Regions from separate parts of the Homo sapiens genome. Here region 1 is linked to region 2. A link is a loop called in an ENCODE intact Hi-C map of the cell type or tissue named here. Cell type or tissue: endothelial cell of umbilical vein. All regions are shown on one strand.

Evidence for each region. Peaks named below come from ENCODE experiments on the same cell type or tissue, not always from the same donor. Only the 100,000 strongest peaks of a DNase experiment are listed, where the experiment ranks them.
Region 1: a loop joins it to region 2, with 2.0 times the contacts of the local background. A loop is called at or near these places in 1 of 110 quality-filtered maps.

What each region holds. Positions count from the first base shown.
Region 1 is chr10:61,474,311-61,476,810 of GRCh38, forward strand. All of the region lies in intron 2 of TMEM26-AS1 (TMEM26 antisense RNA 1), which reads left to right. Among named protein-coding and RNA genes, the nearest start is that of TMEM26, 22 kb to the left of the region's middle. In endothelial cell of umbilical vein, no CTCF peak of the experiment used is centred here; a DNase peak (open chromatin) is centred at 1,311; H3K27ac peaks cover 992 bases.
Region 2 is chr10:61,620,832-61,623,331 of GRCh38, forward strand. No RefSeq gene overlaps it. Among named protein-coding and RNA genes, the nearest start is that of CABCOCO1, 41 kb to the right of the region's middle. In endothelial cell of umbilical vein, no CTCF peak of the experiment used is centred here; a DNase peak (open chromatin) is centred at 970; H3K4me3 peaks cover 170 bases; H3K27ac peaks cover 1,254 bases.

The sequences.
Region 1 (2,500 bases), 150 kb before region 2:
AATAGTTATGACCTTTTGCTCTCCAGGAAAGCAACTGTCTCATCTGCAGACCAGGCTACCTTGTTGAATGGTAAGATGGGAATCTTATTAGATTCAAGGAAGACCTGGGCTACTTCATCCTCACATTCAGAAAGCCTGACATTCAGTACTAAAACCTGAAATAGTTACCCTCCTTCCTTTAAGAGTCTAGCAAGACTAATTCTCCCATGCCTCACACCACTGTTTACCTTGGTTAATAACAGAGGCCCAAACCTCCCAGGCATCCATTTGTCTGGGGACTCTCATTTTCTTACAGTTGTGTATATCCCTATCATATGACTTGATACTTCCCTCCCTTTCAAAATTTACTTTCAAGCAGTTTTAGATTCTAAATGATAAATTACTTACTCTATGACCATAATGAACTTTTCAAAAAATGGTTAACAGTTAGCCAAGAGGAGAACAAAATTAATTCACTTCAGCCATTTATTCACAATTACAATAGCCACAATGCACTTCATCACTGAACAAACTCTGTGATAGACATTTGGCCACGGGGACAAGGAGCCAGATTAGACTGATCAATTTTTTACTGTTTTGGGTTTGCCCTAACATACATGGCCATAAACAGTAAATTGGAGCTATAAATACTTCCAGCTAAGTTTAATTAGTTCTCCGTACAAAATCCCAGGTTATAATAACTGTGGTGATAACTCTGGACAAAAATTTTAAAATTCCATAGGAAGTTTGTTTTAAAAATTGATCTAGAATATGCTTTGAGAGAAAAAAGAGAGAGAAAAAAAGAAATCGAATAAAGGAGCAAGAAATCAGAGTATGAAAAGATTAGTTACTCTGTAAAAAGCCAATATGATTGTCGAGGTATTAAAATCCCTGTAGGAGATTTACAGAGAAGTCTGCCCTGGATTAGAATTTCATATCAAATAAGTTAACTGAAGTCATACAATTTCTGTGCCATTTGTAGTTGAGTTAATAGCATATGTTCCTGGAGGATTACAGCCAATGATTAAGGAAATTAGGTTTTGTTTGAATTTAATTTAGTTATATAAAACTGCTACTATAATTTACAGCTTTGATATTTAATATTTAATAACCCAGATCTTAGAAGAATACTAGATATAGCTGTGTCATTATGCCTTGAAATATTATTCCCATAAGTCATTTATATTTGCTGGCTGATAAGGATGTTCATCAACTAGATGGACTCAACATGAGTCCACTGATAAAGCCAATGCAGTTTTACAGTTTGCTGAGTCCCTTGTATGTTTCCACTCCATTTCCCGCACCCGTAACTTATGGAATCATAAATTATCTGGCTGGTCAATTGTCATAATAAAGAAACATTACAGCCTTTTCTTCAACAGCCAGCTGTGGGAATGACTCAGCTCTGCCTTCCTCTCACATTTTATGTATCTGTGGCATTTAGTCATTAAAAATCATAGGAATTTCTCCGTAAATATTGCCCCATCAATATTTTTTCTTGTTTTCTTTTTGTTGTGTTGCTTCTTTTTTCCCTATTCATCTCTTTGACTTTTTATTTCTTTTTTCCCATCATTTTTCTGAGGAAAAAATGATAAAATAGTAATGACTGCAATTTTTCTTTCCTAAATATATGTATATATGTATGTAGACATTTTAAGTTTTCTTTTTCTCTGATTTATAAAAATTAATCCTGATTTCTGATTTCATAGATTGACATTTGTTTCCAAACATTCCTATTTTTTCTCCTCATATAAGAATGTTTAAACTATTTAAACTCCTTTTATCTTTTAGTGTTTCTGACTTAAACTTTTTATCTCCTTTATTCACATGTCTTATTGCTTTTACAGCTACTAGAAATCCTTCCATCACAGCTATTCTGTCTAGTTTTATTCCTCTCACTTGCCTTTACTTCCTAGTTTAGGCTTCCTTCAAAGACAGGTCAAGTCAGCCCTTACATATCAATTTAAAAAAAAGACAGAAAATTTAAGAACAAAAAAATGGCGAGTTCATAAGCTACAATTTCGAATCCCAAAGATTGTAGAGTCTATACAGAGGGTTTATGTGAGAATGTCCATTTTTAAAATTTTTTTTTATACTTAGATAGATATGGATATAGACGTCAAATATTAAACGTTGACCACTACTTAAATATGCAAGTTGAATACTCGAAGATTGTTTGAAGAGAAGGAAGAGATTCATTAATACATTCTAAGAAGCAAGTTTCCTTTGTGCTTTACTACCCACTTTCCAACTTGGATTCCAACTTGGAGAACATTTTGTAATAATAACAATAATAAATGTTAATAAAATGTTAAATGTTAATAACAAAATGTTATTACTAATATTATTTTTTTTAAAGTATAGTGATGTGCCTAGGTGGCAATCTTGGCTTCACTATTTTATAGCTGTGTGATTGAATAATTTACTTAACCTCTCTGTGCCTCAGTTTTCAAATCTGTAAAATGGGGATAACAATAGTACTTTGTTGACAAAGTTCTTATGTTAATTTATGTAAAATGCT
Region 2 (2,500 bases):
TTGTTTATGTAAATCTTTTTAAGGCAGTCACAAGCAAGACCAACTATTCTTAAACAGATTTGCCAATTAATTATTATGGGATAGATAACTTCCAAATGTTCAAACTCTGGGCATTAAAAAAACTTAGAAACCACATTTTAAAACTTTTTTGTATAAAGCAATGATTGTTTTATAACTGAGGAGGAATCATAAGAAATTATCTATGACCCTAAAGTAAAGGCAAGAATTTTGAACAAATAATTCATCTGAAACATTCAGGCAAAAACACTGCCTCTGGCTACATTGTTTTAAATCCATTTCTTGTGAAATCTTAATGTGGAAGATACACATACAATGATGTTAGCCTACGGTAACATGCAACAGAAAATGTATTATTAAATATGGAATACTTATAAGCATCCTTACACAAAAATGCCCAAAGTAGCCGCCTAAATTGAGACATCTAGAAAATGAAGGCATTATGTGTTGACCTGGGATAATTTGCTATGATGCTGGTAATTTTCTATTCATTTTCTTCAGTACTTTTCAAAGACTATTGTATTTAAAAACCAAATTGCTGGTACCATGCAATTTGAAAAAAAAAATACATCAAGTACACAAATTACTGGAGACAAATGCTTCCTGTATTTTCCAACCAAGTTAGATCCACAGAAAATGTCATGTCAAAATCTTGCAGGGTCATCCTTTATATATTTGTGGATGAATTTATTACCTTATTACCCAGACCATCCCCATTATAGAGCAAAAGTACCGCCTGTGTAATGGAAGCTTATGCAAACATTGATTTCTCATGGTTAACTTCCAGACGTCTTCAGACTATTCTTGTGCACTCTCACAGCTTATCTCTTCACCCGGCAGCAGACAAGGGAGTTAATACACAGCGCGTGTGTGTCCATTTCCGTTAACACAATGCACGGGCTATCAGTCGCTATTAATTCCAGGAGGGTAAGGGCAGGGCAGAGGGCAGGCAAAGAGGAATCTCAGCGAAACAGCAAAAAGAATATGCGCTGTCGGATCTCTTTCTGTCAAACAGTTCAGTTGTGCACCACTGATCTTTTAAAGTCTGTGTTTGCACTACCTTCAATTACTTGCTGAAAGCAGCCCAGATTGGGTTGTACATGTCATTGTTTGTATAGCATAGAAACATGAATTAAATCTGTCAGTCTTTTGATCTGCATGCCAAGTCAACAGTGTACTCATTGTAAGGACTTACCAAAAAAAAAAAAAAAAAAAAAAAAAAAAGACTCACCTCTCTGTGTTCTGCCACGAAGAAGAGAGGAAACAATTTTTGCCCTTTTGCCTTTTTTTTTTAACACTCTTCCTGTAATATTCTTTTAAAAAGTGTCATTTATTTGTCAGTAGGAGAAAAAAAAACCTTGTCAGATACAGTTCTTAATTATAGATTTTGAGGTCTGTGAAGGCTTGTGTTACCTCTTTCTATTCAGTATACAGCTACACGAGTAACAGAGAAAGGTAAAGAGTAACACAAGGAAAATGCTGTTTCGCACAGGTCCTGGTACAGGTAAAATTCCTTCTCTTGGAATTTTTTATAAAATTGAATGTTCTGGAAACAGACAGAACATCAGACAATCTCTTGGGAAGAAAACAGAGAAGACACTGATCTCCATTCAAGCTGAAGTTCAACATTAAAAAAAAGAGAAGCCCTACCGGACAAATTAAGTTGGTACTCTTGATTCTGTTTAATCCTCAAAAATAAACATCTTATATATCAAATGTTTCAAGAAAGAGGAAAACTATCTCCAAATCATATCTTTGAAATAAAAAAATGGAAGAATAGGAATAAAAGTTCCTTGGCTTTTTAAAATTTACCTTCTATTATGCTTAATATAAATGGAAAGAAGATGCGCGCAAAAATTTTACATTTTAATAGCCATAAATAATTAGAAGATGGATTCCACTGATAGTTGAATAATCCTTAAACCTTAGTTTACTAACTGTTCCTTAAGTACCTAATAAATAGAAGATTGATCCTATTTAGCCATTGGAGGGGAAAAAGGATGGAGAAAAAGTTCAGAAGGAAAACAGAGCAAAGTGGAGAAAGGATCTCAATAATAATTTATATCATCAAACACTGAATAACAGAGTAGGTTCTTTATGATTAAAATTCATTTTGAATTAATAATGAATCCCTTTCCCCACAAAACAAAGTGGAGGTTCCAGCATGGAAAGTTAGGGAATTTATCTCTGAAGCTTTGGGGTTAACATCATTTTTTAACAGAGGCTACATTTGTTTTATTTTAGAAGCTTGAAAGGACTCTCCCATATGACCAACAATTAATCCAAACCAATAATATGCTGAAAAATCACTATGGCCATAATTGGAAATCACCACAAGAAGTTATATCTTTTAGGCTGAGATGGGAACAAAGACGCTACTGAATGTGTTGTCTTGGGTCTTTTTGTCTGGCTGACCTTACTGTAGATGAAAAATCGGTGACAGCTGTAGCTGTGAACAGCACAAAGCTCTCTCTCAGTATTC